Linked DNA regions of Homo sapiens: region 2 is linked to region 1. Evidence: chromatin loops called from intact Hi-C (ENCODE). Cell type or tissue: chondrocyte. All regions are shown on one strand. Links, peaks and the distances in the headings refer to the core of each region. The heading gives the core; the rest is flanking DNA. Region 1 has its middle 85 kb from the start of CUX1. Region 2 overlaps CUX1 (cut like homeobox 1).

Region 1 (5,369 bases), core at 83-5,082:
GGCGCCTTCATGCCGGAGGGCTGGGCCACACCCTGGTGCACACTGGGGGTGGTGCCCAAGGATCCTGCTGGACTAACCAAACACAGCCCTGGGCCACACCTTCCCACAGGCCTCTCAGCCCTCTCAGCTCTTCCACTTGGAGCCTGAGAGTCTGACACCCCCCACCTCACCCCCAGTCAGCTCTGTGACTCCCAGTGCTCTGGCTTTGGGATTTGTTTTGTTTATTTTAGAGACAGCGTCTCTCTCACTGTGTTACCCAGGCTGGGGTGCAGTGGCGCCATCATGGCTCAATGCAGCTTTCAACTCCTGGCTCAAGTGATCCTCCCACCTCAGCCTCCAGGGTACCTGGGATGACAGGCATGTGCCACCATGCCCAGCTAATGTTTTAAATGTTTTGTAAATGTAGGGGGTCTATGTTGTCCAGGCTGGTCTCGAACTCCTGGCCTCCAGCGATTCTCCCACCTTGGCCTCCCAAAGCCTTGGGATTATAGGTGTGAGCCGCCGCACCCAGCCTGGCTTTGGCCTCGGCATTTACGTTATGTTGTAAAACACAAAACTTCAATCAGGGCCAAGTCTTTCAGCTTAAAACCCTTCAGTGCCTTCTGGGGATAAATACTGAGCTCTTGGGCCCAACTTGGTTTGACCCCTGGGAGTCCTACCCCTACTGGGAGCCCCCACAGCTCATCCTCCCCATGGCCCCTTCACTCCAGATACATGGGTCTTATTTTAGCTCTTTGGTTTTTTGTTTGTTTGAGATGGAGTCTTGCTCTGTTGCCCAGGCTGGAGTGCCGTGGTGTGATCTCAGCTCACTGCAACCTCCGCCTCCCGGGTTCAAGTGATTCTCCTGCCTCAGCCTCCTGAGTAGCTAGGATTACAGGTGCACGCCACCATGCCCGGCTAATTTTTGTATTTTTAGTAGAGACGGAGTTTCACCACATTGGCCAGGCTGGTCTCAAACTCCTGACCTCGTGATCCACCCGCCTTGGCCTCTCAAAGTGCTGGGATTACAGGCATGAGCCACCATGCCTGGCCTATTTTAGCTCTTTATAGTCCTCCTGTCCCCTCTTACCTGTGAGCCTCTGGGTAACGTCTTCAGCCTGTTATCTTTGCATCCAGCTAATTAGGTCACTTATTCCTACAGAAACCCATCTTTCAAGGAATGGCCATCCCTGCCAAGGCCACTGAGCCCTGTTGACCCTGGACTCTCTCCTGTCTCTTCCCTGGTGCTGGCCAGTGTGTCCACGTTGCTGTGATTGCTGAATTAATGTCTGTCCCTCCCTCCAGGCCGTGCATGATGACACCCCCTGTAGCTGCCATGGAGCCCAGCACCCAGTGGATATGCAAAAAGCCCACGTAGGCCGGGCATGATGGCTCACGCCTATAATCCCAGCACTTTGGGAGGCTGAGATGATCACTTGAGGCCAGGAGTTTGATACCAGCCTGGGCAACATAGTGAGACTCCATCTCTACAAAAAATTTAAAAATTAGCCACTCATGCTGGCGTGCACCTGTCATCCTAGCTACTTGGGAGACTGAGGCAGGAGGATCACCTGAGCCCAGGAGTTCCAGGCTGCAGTGAGCTATGACTGCACCACTGCACTCCAGGCTGGCCAACAGAGTGAGACCCTGTCTCTGAAAGAAAAGAAAGAAAAGAGGGAAAGAAAGAGAGACAGAGAGAGAAAGAGAGAAAGGAAGGAAGGAAGGAAGGGAGGGAGGGAGGGAGGGAGGGAGGGAAAAGAAAAGAGTGGAAAATTCAAGGTTGGTGTAAGCTGAATGAAAAAGCATTGTCCTGGAGTTGCACTTAAGCCCATTCCTGTTTTCAGCTTCTCGAACTCTCCCATTTTTCCCAAGCATAAATTGATCCCAGTCCTCCTCTACCTATAACCCACCAAGAGCTTCCCATTGTGATTATAATAAAACCTAAGCTCCTTACCATCACTCACAGGCGACATCACCTACAGGTCCTACAGGGACATGGTCCCTGCCTCCTCTTACATCACAGTGGGAAACTCTTAGAGGGTTCTAGGGGGAGAGGCGTCTTCCCTCCTGGATTGACATTTCAGCCACTTTGTGCCCCGACCCTCTCCAAGTTCATTTCCGTCTCCCTCTCTGCAGGGCCAGGTGATTCAGAAACTGATCGCATGCCAGAGAACCAACGACCCACTGCCCTTCAGCCTCTTCACAGGGGCATTTGCAAGAGAAGGAGTTTTTCTTTTCACCAGCGTCATTCGGAATTGCCAGGACAAGGTGATAATAAAAAGCAGACGGCTTTGAGTAATTTTATTATTGTTATTAAATTGGCTACAGACAAGGCATTCCCTCATTACCTGCACCTGGGAGGGACCACTTGCACCACTGCCAGCCCCAGCTCCAAAGGAAGACGTCCACCATCCGTCCCTCCACTGGGCAGGTATAGGAACAGAGGATGTGACCTCATGGCCACCCCATAGGGTCACCTGATACAGAATGAGGCAGGCACCAGCATGGATTTTATGTCACCCCACCAGGGTGATGAGGGGGGCAGCAGGCCCTCAGTCATGTGGTCACAGGGCAGGATTTCAAGGAGTATCCACATGACAGGTTTTTGATTTGGGCCTTGGAAAGAAGTAAGGTATCCATGGCCAGGTGTGGTGGCTCACACTTGTAATCCCAGCACTTTTGGGAGGCCGAGGTGGGCAGATCACCTGAGGTCAGGAGTTCGAAACCAGCCTGGCCAACATGGTGAATCCCCGTCTCTACTAAAAATGCAAAAATTAGCCCGGCATGCTGGTGGTTGCCTGTAATCCCAGCTACTCAGGAGGCTGAGGCAGGAGAATCGCTTGAACCCGGGAGGCGGAGGTTGCAGTAAGCCGAGATCGCATCACTGCACTCCAGCTTGGGTGACAGAGTGAGACTCTGTCCCAAAATAAATAAACAAGCAAACAAACAAATAAATAAAAGAAGTAAGACACCCACCACACACCCTTCTGTCAGCTTCCTCTGTGACTAGTGTGGATGTTCTCAAAGGCAGCAGAACTCTAGGACCATTCCTTTATTTTTTTCTTTGGAGAGGATCTTACTCTGTTCCCCAAGCTGGACTGCAGTGGCGCAATCCTAGCTCATCGCAGCCTCCAATTCCTGGGTTCAAGCGATCCTCCTGTCTCAACCTCCTAAGTAGCTGAGACTACAGGTGCATGCCACCATGCCTGGCTAATGTTTAAATCTTTCTGTAGAGATGGGGTGGGTAGTCTCGCTATGTTGCCCAGGCTGGTCTTGAACTCTTGGCCTCAAGCCATCCTCCCACCTAGGCCTTCTAAAGTACTAGTATTACAGGCCTGAGCCACAGCTTTTGGCCTAGGACCCTTCCTTAGAGTCCCTGCTGTGAAGCTGGGCTGGGCTGCTGAGGGGCCATGGCAGATGCTGATTACAGGGAACAAGAGCAAAATAGGAAGAGCCTCTGAGCATCCTTCCCTGGCTGTTCCCTATGCTTGTCCTTCTCCTTGCCCCAAACCTACACCTATTCCCCACTCTCTCAAGGAGGTCCAGTTCTGTGCATTTTATTTTTTTTAAGAGGTAAACTGGAGCAGGCTGGGCGCAGTGGCTCACGCCTGTAATCCCAGCACTTTTGGAGGCTGAGGTGGGCAGATCACTTGAGGCCAGGAGTTCGAGACCAGCCTGGCCAATGTGGTGAAACCCCATTTCTACTAAAAATACAAAAATTAGCTGGGCATGGTGGTACACGCCTGTAATTCCAGCTATTCAGGAGGCTGAGACAGGAGAATCGCCTGAACCCAGAAGGTAGAGGTTGCAGTGAGCCAAGATCGTGCCACTGCACTCCAGCCTGGGCAACAGAGCAAGACTCATCTTTAAAAAAAAAAAAAAAAAAAAAAGATGTGAACTGGAGCAAAGTTACAGCCAATGGGTGCTGGTCACATGCCAGCAGGGGTTTTTTCATTTTGCCTCTCTGGGAACCCTCATATTCCCTGTACCCCTGCCCCCTAACAACAGAGTGAGCTCCATGACAGCAGGAAGAAGAGACAGGACTGGGGAATGGATCAAACAGGGTCCTGCTGAATAACTAGCCAGGCAGTGGAAATGCTTCTGAACAGTAAAATTTCAACAGAAACACCAGAGAAAGGAGATGCCGGCCAAGTGGGCAGAGAAAGCTTGGCCCGGAACACAGCTTCCCGTTCCAGCTTCCGCAGGGGGATTAAAGACAGATTCGGCCGCTCACATCCAGCCCTTGTGAGGGGCCCGCCGCTGCCCCAGGCATTAACACACACCTCCTGATTCATTTTGTCCTGACCACAGCCCTTCGGCATGCCCATTTTACCGGTGGTGGCACTGAGTCTCTGAGAAACGTAATGATTGCATAGGGAAGCCAGGCTCTCTGCCGGCCGGGCCGGCGCAGGGCTGTTTTCAAGGGAAACTGAAACCTGAAACCTGACCTCCCTGCCCTGGCTCTCAGCACAGCCTCCTGCCACCCTCCCACTATCCCCACCCTCACCCCCCGCCCCCCGCCACTCCCATCCCCCTTCTCACCCATCTGCCTGCAGGCTGGTGGCTGGCCACTACTGGAAGACTTCCAGGCGCTCTCCCCTCTCCAGTCCCTGAAACATTTTGGAAGAAGGGAGAGGCCGGGAACTTTGGGTCCAACATGAAGGACATTAGTAGGTGTTAGAAAAAATAGTCAAGTGTGAAATAAATTCCTGCAAACCTCCCGGCCTTGCTGGGAACCTTCGCTTCACCATCCGACAAACCCACAGCTAATAAATCAGAGGCGGTGACCAGAGCTGGAATGACCAAAACAGCCTGAGCTGGATCCACACAGAGCCTCAGAGGGGCAGAGAAGGGAGCCCTCTGGCCACCTGCCCTCTCCTGTAGCGCCAGCTCCCTGAGCACTATTTTTTTTTTTTCCAAGACGGAGTCTCACTCTGTCATCCAGGCTGGAGTGCAGTGGTGCAATGTCGGCTCACTGCAACCTCCGCCTCCCGAGTTCAAGCGATTCTCCTGCCTCAGCCTCCCAAGTAGCTAGGATTGCAGGCGCGTGCCACCACATCTGGCTAATTTTAGTATTTTTAGTAGAGACGGAGTTTCACCCATGTTGGCCAGGCTGGTCTTGAACTCCTGACCTGCAGTGATCAGGAGTTCACTGCAGTGATCAGGCCCGCCTCGGCCTCCCAAAGTGCTGGGATTACAGGTGTGAGCCACCTCGCCCAGCCCTCCCCACGCTTTTTGAGTTCTCCCTGCAGACTTAGAATCTTTGGACAGCCTCCAAAATGACTCCCTTACAGCCAGAGCTGGGTCCCAGGTCATGAGAGGTTTTCAGAGCGTCTGAACAGACAGGCCAGCTCAGGGATCTCTGAGAGGGTTTACCTCCCACTCTACCA
Region 2 (5,369 bases), core at 183-5,182, 500 kb after region 1:
AGAACCAGCAAGTCCCAAGGTTGGAGGTAGAACTCTAAAATGGAAGAGCTGGGGAAACAGGGTGCTCCTCCTCTCCTTGCCTCTCTCCATCTTCCCCTAGAGTTGGGTGCTGTGGAGTTCTCTGCTCTTCACAACAAAAAAACAGCTGGGCATGGTGGTGTGCACCTGTGGTCCAGGAGGAGCCGTGATTGCACCACTGCACTCCAGCCTGGGCCACCGAGCAAGACCCCATCTCTAAAAACATAAAAGTAAAAATAAACCAACCTAGGTCCTGAGACCCAGTGCTGGAGGACCAGAAGCTATAGCCTTATGTTTCCGCAGTTGTTGTTTTTTTTCTTTTTTGAGATGGAGTCTCACTCTCACTCTGTCACCCAGGCTGGAGTGCAGTGGCACAATCTTGGCTCACTGCAACCTCCACCTCCTGGGTGCAAGTGATTCTCCTGCCTCAGCCTCCTGAGTAGCTGGGATTACAGGCGTGAGCCACCATGCCTGGCTGATTTTTGTATTTTTAGTAGAGATGGAGTTTCACCACGTTGGCCAGGCTGGTCTCGAACTCCTGACCTTAGATGATCCACTCGCCCAGCCACATTTCCTCCTAAGGGTCTTCCTAACTGTGGTGACTACGTATTGTGGGCAGCCCTCATTTAAAACAATCTGTCTATGCTTTTTGTTCTGGAAAATATGGACAACATAACTACACAAGTTATGATCTAGCCAAAGTGCTTCTGAATTACCAAATTATGGGGTTTCATTAGAAGAAATGACAGCGATAACATGATTAATAGGAGTTTTTTTAGCAGAATGCCCTCATGTTAAGCCTTCCGAAGCCTTTCTTTTAAACCCCTAGTTTTTCTCGCAATGATGTTATTTTTGTTTTTTAATATGGAAGACTAGAGGTTACTCTCAGTCAAAAAAATATGAAACAGTTCACTAAGACCCACAGAAAACCCTACCGTCTGCTTCTCCTACAGAGCGTTTAATTAGTATTTCCTAGATAAGGAACGTAGATGGTCGTGGTAAAAGACAGCTATTTTCAGGCACGGTTTCTCGTGTGCTTTAATTACAGAAAGCACTCCAAAGACCTCCGCCAGCTGCAGCCCTGCCCCTGAGTCCCCGATGAGTTCCAGTGAGTCGGTGAAGAGCCTGACCGAGCTGGTCCAGCAGCCCTGTCCCCCCATCGAGGCGAGCAAGGACAGCAAGCCACCAGAGCCCAGTGACCCGCCAGCATCCGACTCCCAGCCCACAACCCCGCTGCCTCTCTCCGGACACTCGGCCCTCAGCATCCAAGAATTAGTAGCCATGTCCCCGGAGCTGGACACCTACGGCATAACCAAGCGGGTGAAGGAGGTGCTGACGGACAACAACCTCGGTAGGTTCTCCTCTCGGCTGCTGAGTCAGGAGGTGGCAGGGAGTTTGCAGGAGGAGCAGGTGAAGGGCGGGCCCTAGGCCAAGCCAACCACAGAGTCTCAACTTGTGTAGGCACCCTTTGAGAACATGAAACATCCTATAGTTGTGAACAGTAAGGAGCGTGCCGTCTGCAGGTCAGTCCCCACCTCCTCCCCACCCTGCACCCCCACGGGGACCAGTTAGAAGATGAGCATGGAGTCAGAGTGGACTCGGGAGGATCCACACAGACTGTCTCTTTTTTTTCTTTTTTTTTTTTTTTTTTTGAGACAGTCTTGCTCTGTCACCCAGGCTGGAGTGCAGTGGCACAATCTCAGCTCACTGCAACCTCTGCCTCCCCGGTTCAAGTGACTGTCGTGCCCCAGCCTCCTGAGTAGCTGGGATTACAGGTACCTGCCACCACTCCTGGCTAATTTTTGTATTTTCAGTAGAGGTGGGGTTTCACCATGTTGGCCAGGCTGGTCTCGAACTCTTGGCCTCAAGCAATCTGCCCACCTCAGCCTCCAAAATTCTTGGGATCACAGGATCCCAAGCCAGGCATGAGCCATCGTGCCTGGCTTAGATGTATCTCAATAGAGACAGTCTGAGTAAGTCCAGATTTCTTGAGGCCACAGTCTGAGACCAGCCTGGGCCACATAGCAAGACCCCATCTCTACAAAGAATTTTAAAATTAGCTGGACATGTTGATGTGCACCTGTAGTCCCAGCTACTCAGGAGCCTAAGGTGGGAGGATCACTTGAGCCCAAGAGTTCGAGACCAGCCTAGGCAACATAGCAAGACCCCTTCTCTATAACAGATTTAAAAATTAGGCCGGGCATAGTGGCTCATGCCTGTAATCCCAGCACATTGGGAGGCCACAGCAGGAGGATCGCTTGAGTCCAGCCAGGAGTTCGAGACCAACCTGGGCAGCATGGCAAAACCCTATCTCTACAAAAAATGTAAAAATTAGCCGGGTATGGTGGTGCACGCCTGTAGTTCAGCTACTCGGGAGGCTGAAGCAGGAGAATCGTTTGAACCCTGTAGTTTTAGGCTGCAGTGAGCTATGACCATGCCACTGTACTTCAGCCTGGACAACACAGTGAGATTCTGTCTCAAAAAAAGAAAGAGGTAGACACCCATTAGAGCCTGGCATCCTCGGGGCTCCAGAGCTGGGCAGCGTCCACCCGGCAGTGCCAGGATGGCTTAGTGGAAGGTCTAACGGACCCCGGTTCTCACTCTGCTCACTGAGTCCGTGATGCTGGCCAGGCTGCCTGCATTCTCAGATCCCCCTCCACGAAACTGGAGTAACCACGCCTGCCTGGGAGCAGTGAGTAGCAGCATTTTCTAGCACCAGGCCCGACTGGTAATAATAGTCATTGTTATTTTATCATTGCTGTTCCCGCTGCCTTGCGAAGCCATCTCCATTTCACAGCCCACAGCTGGGGCGGGCAGCCCCTGGGGAACTCACTCCGTCACCCTGGCATCCCACCGTGCCTCAGACCTGGCCTCGGCCTGGCACATGCTCTAGCCCCCTGGGTGCTCGGCCTGGGTTGGTTGTCTGTGCTCTGTGTCACTGGTCATCAGCTGCTGTGGCTGTAAGAATGTTACGGTGTTTCATCTTTTTTTTTTTTTTTTTTGAGATGGAGCCTCACTCTGTCGCCCAGGCTGGAGTGCAGTGGCGCAACCTCAGCTTACTACAGCCTCTCGGCTCACTGAATGCCGGGTTCACGCGATTCTCCTGCCTCAGTCTCCCGAGTAGCTGGGATTACAGGCATCCGCCACCGTGCCCAGCTAATTTTTGTATTTTTAGTAGAGACAGGGTTTCACCACGTTGGCCAGGATGGTCTCGAACTCCTGACCTCAAGTGATCCACCCACCTCGGCCTCCCAAAACACAGGGATTACAGGCATGAGCCACCGTGTCTGGCCTTTTTTTTTTTTTTTTTTTTTTTTGAGACAGAGTCTCACCGTCTCACTCAGGCTGGAGTGCAGTGGCACAATCGCGGCTCACTATAATCACTGCCTCCTGGGTTCAGGCGATTCTCCTGCCTCAGCCTCCCAAGTAGCTGGGATTACAGGTGCCCACCACCACGCCTGGCTAATTTTTGTATTTTCAGTAGAGACAGAGTTTCACCATGCTGCCAAGGCTGGTCTCGAATTGGCCTCTGGCCTCAGGTGATCCACCCACCTTGGCCTCCAAAAATGCTGGGATTACAGGCATGAGCCACCACACCAGCCAAGCCTATTTTGTCATTTTAAACCACCGTGCTCCTCCAGTGTGGTGTTAACCAGGCAGGGTTCCCTGGTTTAGGCACGCGGAGATTGGAAACCCACCCTTTCTATCTTTATTTCCCAAGGGTGAAAGTCAGTTAAAGGGGCAGTGTTCTCTGCAGAGCATGTAAGCACAACCCTACCGAGTGGTTGCAGTTTGTCTGCTGCTCATGGAAAGGCCTTGTGTGTCTTTTCTTTCTCCCATGGGATGAGAAGAGAAGGGAGGCCGAGCATGGTGGCTCACTTGAGAATGACAGGTGGCCTGTAACCCTAGCACTTTGGGAGGCTGAGGCAGGTGGATCACCTGAGGCCAGGAGTTCGAGACCAGCCTGGGCAACACAGTGAGACCCCGTCTCTACAAAAAAAAAATTTTTTAAAAATTATTATCCAGGCATGGTGGCACCCGCTGTAATCCCTGCTGCTTGGGAGGCTGAGGTGGGAGGATCACTTGAGTCCAGGAGGTTGAGGCAGCAGTGAGCCACGGTGGCATCACTGCACTCCAGCCTGGGCAACAGAGCAAGACACTATCTCAAAAAAAAAAAATTAAAAAAAAAAAAAAGAACAGAGTAGCTGAGTTCCACTAAAGTTTGCTCAGTGATCTAACAGCCTGGAGGTTAGGCCAGCTTGTCCAGTGGAAGCCTCCCATCCCCATGTCTGTATGCAACAGACAAAACAGAATGAGAGAAAAAGTCATATCAATGAGACCTTATATAATTAAGTCAATTCATAAAAATAAAAATGTAGCTGTTGATTTGAAAAAATGGCTAATTCCCATATGTTCATCAGTTATTGAATCATGCAGGGATTCCTAGACTTGAGTCATCTCCCACTTCATAGCTCGTCACACATCCAAGGAAGCAGACCAGTTGCATCACTCCTGCCCACCTCCTTATAGGAAGTGGCATTTCGTGTAAATGTTGAAAATCAGATAGGGTCTAGCTCTGTTGCCCAGGCCGGAGTGCAGTGGCACGATCATAGCTTACTGCAGCCTTGAACTCCTGGGCTCAAGCAATCCTCCCACCTCAGCCTACTGAGTAGCTGGGACTACAGGCACACACCCCAAGCCCGGCTATTTTTTTTTTTTTTTTTTTTTTGAGATGGAGTCTCGCTCTGTTGCCCAGGGTGGAGTGCAGTGGCGCGATCTCGGCTTACTGCAATCTCCGCCTCCCAGGTTCACGCCATTCTCCTGCCTCAGCCTCCCAAGTAGCTGGGACTACAGGCGCCCACCACCATGCCCGGCTAATTTTTTTGTATTTTTAGTAGAGACGGGGTTTCACTGTGTTAGCCAGGATGGTCTCAATCTCCTGACCTCGTGATCTGCCCGCCTCAACCTCCCAAAGTGCTGGGATTACAGGCGTGAGCCACTGCGCCCAGCCTTTTTTTTTTTTTAAATAGAGATGGGGTTTCACCATATTGCCCAGGCTGGTCTCAAAACTCCTAGGCTGAAGTTATCATCCATGCCACCATCATTGCTGGAGTTTTCCTTGATGTTGGTTTTACTGGGTGAAGGTTTGTAGCTTTCTTCAGGCTCTCAAATGGGTCTGTAGCCCCAAAACAATTAAAAGTCATGGCTAGGAAACATCTAGGAGTCATACAGATAATTTTCCAGGAATAATCATCTGATTTTTTTTTCCCCATTCAGCTGGGAGGCCTAAGCAAAGAGCAACTAGCTATTCATATATATTGCTTTCCCGAACATAGCAAGCTCCTTGAAAT

What was found. Peaks named below come from ENCODE experiments on the same cell type or tissue, not always from the same donor. Only the 100,000 strongest peaks of a DNase experiment are listed, where the experiment ranks them.
Region 2: a loop joins it to region 1, with 3 times the contacts of the local background. A loop is called at or near these places in 13 of 110 quality-filtered maps.

Annotation. Positions count from the first base shown.
Region 1 is chr7:101,729,610-101,734,978 of GRCh38, forward strand. No RefSeq gene overlaps it. Among named protein-coding and RNA genes, the nearest start is that of CUX1, 85 kb to the right of the region's middle. RefSeq lists an enhancer at 3,733-4,631. In chondrocyte, for the core only: no CTCF peak of the experiment used is centred there; no DNase peak of the experiment used is centred there.
Region 2 is chr7:102,226,301-102,231,669 of GRCh38, forward strand. It overlaps CUX1 (cut like homeobox 1), which reads left to right. Exons shown (of 24, transcript NM_181552.4): 21 at 1,067-1,369. Among named protein-coding and RNA genes, the nearest start is that of SH2B2, 58 kb to the right of the region's middle. In chondrocyte, for the core only: no CTCF peak of the experiment used is centred there; DNase peaks (open chromatin) are centred at 1,361, 2,631 and 2,871.